Regions from separate parts of the Homo sapiens genome. Here region 1 is linked to region 2. Evidence: read pairs that join two places in POLR2A ChIA-PET (ENCODE). Cell type or tissue: PC-3. All regions are shown on one strand. Each heading gives the region's core, and the rest is flanking DNA. Links, peaks and the distances in the headings are about the cores only. Region 1 holds the start of LOC339298 (a long non-coding RNA gene). Region 2 has its middle 190 kb from the start of LINC01893.

Region 1 (2,820 bases), core at 113-2,612, 100 kb before region 2:
GATAAACAATGTTGGACTGCTAGGTAAAATGTGTTGTCAACAGTGATTTCTCTCTTCTCGTTCATACCTTTTTCATTTTATTCTGGGCTTCTAGAGATGAGACTGAAGGATGGGTCTGATTCTTCTTCTGTGTTTTTCAAGTTGATGAGTTAGGAATAGAATGGAAGAGATTATTCATTATGCAGAAATACACAAAAATATTACAAAACACATTTCTCTTCAAATATTTAGAAAGCACATTAAATAGTCATTGACTCAAAGTAAGAAAATATTCTTCTCTAAAGACATAGAATTTGGACCCTTGGACTTTCAGAAGCAACAATTCCACAGTGAGTTCAACTGATCAGGGGTATAGTCCCCCAGGCACTTACCTAGGGTCCAGGAGACTGAGGGTCAGCAGAACCAGAAAAGCTCAGGTACTTTAGACGTCAATCACCCACAAAGGTTTAAGGCTCCCTCCACAGTCCAGTGAATTTCACAACCCTGAAGCAACTCGTGGGGGGAAATACAATGTAGCCACGTGAAGTTTCTGAATGTCCAGTTGAAGGGAATACTTAGTATCTTCAAGTTTTTAAATTAAACTGTTGGGTTTGCCTTGGTTCAGGTTTACCGTTTTCATTACATTTGTTGTACATGGTCAGATGATTGCCAAAGCATAATATGGCTTTCTAGGTTTTAGGGATAGTTTTCTGTTAGGATATTTGTAACGCTAGTCAATTTAGAGGCAGTCTCAACTTGAGAGGCAAAAGTGTGATACAATGTTATTTATGTATTTTAATGGCTTTTGCTCAAAGCATGACCTCGAATCTATCCTTCTAGCTGTGTAGGCTCCTGTAACACATCTCAGCCCAGTTTCATCATTTTCAGCCTCTTTAAGTTATGAAAACAATCTCATTTTGCTTTTTTGCTTCTCCTGCCTTTCTCAAAGTTCCTGCAAGTTAGATTTGCTTCTCGAGAAGTTTTGAGATGAGCAGGGCATGTGCGGGCCCCTCATCTCTCTCTCTCTCTCTCTCTCTCTCTCTGTCTTGTTTTCACCCCTCCAGTGTTGTATCAGTTGAATTCTGTTCTTCCAAGAGAGAAGTTGATGTCCTAACCCCTGTACCTGTGCATGTGACCTTATTTGGAAATAGAGTCTTTGTAGATGTAATAAAGCGAAGATGCGGTCGGTCGTTCGAGTGGACTCTAACACAATGTAGCCCATGTCCTCAGTAGAAGAGGAACATTTGGGTACAGACACACACAGGAAGGAGACAGCCATGTGGAGATGGAGGCAGGGATTGGAGTTACATCCTGAAAGCCAAGGAGCAGCAAAGACTGCTGGCGACACTGGATGTTCAGAGAAAGGCAGGGGGCAGCTTCTCTCCTCCAGCCTTCGAGGGAGCCGGGCCCTGCCGAATCCTTGATCTCATTTTCTGGCCTCCAAGACTGTGAGAGAACCACCTTCTTTTGTTTTAAGCCACCCAATTTGTGATACTTTGCTATGGCGGCCCTGTGAAACTAACACAAGCAGAGCGGAGAGAGGTTTCCCCAGAGCACACAGCCATGGTGAGAAGCTCATCTTTCTTAGGTCACCTTCACTTTTCCAGATCATGACTGATGGCTCACACAGGAGAGGAAAGTCCTCAAGAATCAGCTTACAAGGGATGCAACCGTAAGCCACTCCGTCGTCACAGGTGGTCTGCCCCGCGGCTCTGCTAGAGCCTCTGTGTCCCTGCTGGGATGGCCTTGCACCCATCTTCTGAGCAGGCGGCCTTCTTTTCCTCGTGGCGCATCTCTGGTGAGCTTGGATCTGGCCTCTGCAGCCTCTGCCCTGGGATTCTCCTTCTCTATCTTAGAAATGAGGATCACGAGGGTGGACTGCACCGTCCACGGCGAAGCACCCGCACACCCTCTCTTCCTGTGCCCTGCGGGAATGCCAGTGGTGAGCTTTGTGGCCAAACGTGGTCCCCGCAGGGAGGTGGAATGTGAGTCTCCCGTCTTACATGTGCCCCTAGGCTTCACCATAGACTCTTTGAAGTCCCCTCTTTCACTTTTTGGTGAGGCGATCCAAGTGAGTGTCCCCCTCCAGTTCTTTAAAGGAGAAAAATTGGGGAGGGAAAAGTCTCCCTTTTTAGCTCCTCCTCCCCAAAGCAGAGAGGCTTTATTTCCATATCTCCTGGTGGTCAGGCTGACTGGAACAGTTTGGGCCACTCGGCCCAGCAACAGAGATTTCCTGCCTGTACCAGGATGTAGTGGTTCATTTCCTGTATCAATTTAGAGCATGCCTTTAGATGAGATTAACCTTCAAATCAGTGAACTGTGGGTCAAGCAGATTGCCCTTCAAAGGGTGGTGGGCCTCATCTAATCAGCTGAAGGTCTAAATGGAACAAAAAGACTGGCCTCTCCGAGCAAGGGGGACTCCCCAGCAGATGGCTGGGTCCACCTGCACCGTCGCACTCCTGGGTCTCTGCCCACTGGCCCACTCTTCAGATGTGGAATTCAATAGTCTCCATAATTGCATAAAGCAATTCCTTATTTAGGATCAATAATAGGATCCTATATTGATCCTTGTTAGGATCAATGTATTATCCTATACACACACACACACACACACACACACACACACACACACACTACTATCAGTTCAGTTTTTCTGGAGAACCACGACTAACACACAGGGCTTTCTTTGAAGTCACCTAGTAGAATTTATAACTTTGTTCTCACCCCTGCTCTATTTCCACTCCAATCCCTGCGTGACTCAGTAATCTCTGGGTGACAGGCAAAGAACTCCATCAGTGCCTTAAAATATCCATCAGACAAGCACATCTTATATTTGTGTGA
Region 2 (2,820 bases), core at 23-2,522:
TTAGAATATCTCTCACCTCAAACGTTGATTATTTCTTTGGGTTGGGAACATTTCAAATCTTCTCTCCTGGTTATTTTGAAATATATAATAAATTATTATTAACTCCAGTCCTTCTATTGTACTATCAAACACTAGAACTTATTCCTTCACTCTAACTGTAGGTTTGTACCCATTAATCAACCTCTCTTCATCCCTCCCTTCCCAGCCTTTGATAACTCTCATTCTGCTCTACCTTCATGGTGAGAACTTAGATGATTAAATTCATCTTTTCTAATACAGGCATTTAGAGCTATGCATTTCCCTCTAAGAAATACTTTAGCTTCATCTCACAAATTTTGATCTACTTTTTTTCCTTATTGCTTAGTTTGAAGGATTTTTAAATTTACTGTAGAGTTTTTTCTTTGTTCCAATGGTTAATTAGAAGTATATTTATTATTTTTTCATAATTTTTGAATTTTCTAGATTTCTCATTGTTATTAAACTATGGCTTGATTTTGTTTAAGTCAGAAATTATATTTTGCAGCGTTAAATATTTTGAATGTTACTAAGCTTATTTTTTGGCTCAGCATACATCTGTGCACCTGCACTTGAAAAGGATGCTTATTCTGAGTTGTTTGCAGGGGATTTGCATATGTCCGTTAGGTCAAGTTGATTGATAGTCATGTTTAGATTTGTAAATATCCTTTTAAGTTATTTTATATTGATCCTTCAGCTGCACAGAGAGAGAAATAATTAAATCTCTGCCCATGATTGTGGATATTTCAATTTTTTATTTAGTTCCATCAGTTCTTGCTTCATTAATTTTGATTTTGCTAATATATATATTGTTATACATTTGCAAACTATGTCTGACAAAGGACTAGAATATATGCAGAACAGTAAAAAACCCCATCCATCATAAAAACAAAAGTAATCCAATTGGAAATGGGCAAAAGCCATGAAGTGGCATTTCATGTTTTAGGATATACGGATGCAAATAGACACATGAGAAGATGCTCAGTATCATCAGTTATCAGGAAGATGCAAGTTAAAACCACAATGAGATTTTATGGTAAACTCAACAAAATGGCTAAAATAAAAAATGGTGACACCAGGTGATGGTGAGGATGCAGAGAAACAGAGTCACTGACTTCTGGTGGGAATGTAAAATGTTACAGCCACTCTGAAATATAGTTTGGCAGTTGCTTGTAAAACTGAACATGCAATTACCATATGATCTAGCTATTGTACTCTCTGGCATCTATCCCACAGAAATGAAAGCTTATGTTAACATAAAAATACGTATGGGAATGTCTATAGTATCTTTATTTGTGGTGGTAAAAAACTGGAATTTGCCCTGATGGTCTTCAACAGGTGAATGCCTGAATAAACTGTTGTACATAAAATACTACTCTGCAATAAAGGGACTCGATTGTTAATATGGCTAGTCCTTTGTCAGATATAGTTTGCAAATATGTGATTATATATGTGTGTGTGTGTGTGTGTGTGTGTGTGTGTGTATAACTTGGATGAACCTCTAGGGATTTATGTTGAGTGAAAAAAGTCAATCCATAACAGTAACATATCCTATGATCCCATTTATAAAACATTTTTGTAATGTCAGCATTTTATAAGTGGAGGATATGTTGGGGAAGTAGGAGCTGGAAGAGGTTAGGTGGATGGAGTTACGAAAGAGCAAGATGGAGGCCCGTGTGGTCCTTGTGATTTGGACCTGATCAGTCTTGACAGAGATGGTGCATGGATGTCCTACACAGAACTTCATTCACACTCACAAATGGGTACAAGTGAAACTGTTACATTGTCAGTATCCTAGTTATGATATTATGCCATGACTTTGCAAAATGTTACCATTGGGAAGACTGGGTAAAATAGACAAATAATTTATTCGTAATATTTCTTAGAACTGCATGTGAATCTACAAGTATCTCAACAATTGTCAAGATATTATTAAATGTTAAAACAATTATTTTAAATATGTTTAAAATATATTGTCTCCACTATTATTTTATTAAATTATCTATTTTTTAAAAAATAAAAAGAGAGATAAGATTTACAAATCAGCTAAAATTAACAAAGAAGAGAAAATAATAAAAGTGCCTAACTCATTTTCCTAAGATGAATAAAAATATTGTTTTATGATTTTAGACAAACATGAGATGTTTGTCTATGATTGACTCCTATAATTAGTCAAATATTGGTTTAAATGTGTTCTTTAAAAACTTGAATATAAGCACTCGTAAATTAGTCTACCAGTAACAGATGTCTACTTCCCAAATCAATGCAGAATGTAATAGCCACCAGGTCTCTACAGAAAAATAAAGCCAAAACCAAACAAGAACCTAAGTATTAGATTGAAAACTAGAAGGAATTATAAAATGCAAATTCATAAAACGTGAGGATCAGAGTCAGATCAAATCTGAGAGTTTCTTTACGGGTTTAATGGTGCCCCTACACATGTTGAAATCCTAACCACCAGTACTTTAGAACGTGACCATATTTGGAAATAGGATCACTTCAGATGGTGTTAGTTAAATTAAAATGAGGTCAAACTGTAGTTGGATGGCTCCCTAATCCAACATGACTGATGCACTTCTATAAAGGGGCAGTTGAGAGACAGAGCATGCTACAGGGAGAACACACGTGAAAGTATAGGCAAGGACTGGGATGATCTTCCCACAAACCAAGAGACACCCAAGAGTGCTGGCAACTACCAGAAGCTGGGTGAGAGTCGTGGGGCGGATTCTCCCTTACAGCCTTTGGAAGGAACCCTCCCAGTTGACAGCCTAAGCTCAGCCTTCTGGCCTCCAGATCTCCGAGTCA

The links. ChIA-PET counts read pairs that join two places held together with the same protein. Peaks named below come from ENCODE experiments on the same cell type or tissue, not always from the same donor. Only the 100,000 strongest peaks of a DNase experiment are listed, where the experiment ranks them.
Region 1: POLR2A ChIA-PET joins it to region 2 with 11 read pairs; 3 of 35 experiments call an interaction of 5 or more read pairs at or near these places.

The regions. Positions count from the first base shown.
Region 1 is chr18:76,121,251-76,124,070 of GRCh38, reverse strand. It overlaps LOC339298 (a long non-coding RNA gene), which reads right to left and starts at 1,073. Exons shown (of 6, transcript NR_040034.1): 1 at 372-1,073; 2 at 68-127. In PC-3, for the core only: no CTCF peak of the experiment used is centred there; no DNase peak of the experiment used is centred there; H3K27me3 peaks cover 2,006 bases.
Region 2 is chr18:76,017,189-76,020,008 of GRCh38, reverse strand. No RefSeq gene overlaps it. Among named protein-coding and RNA genes, the nearest start is that of LINC01893, 190 kb to the left of the region's middle. In PC-3, for the core only: no CTCF peak of the experiment used is centred there; no DNase peak of the experiment used is centred there.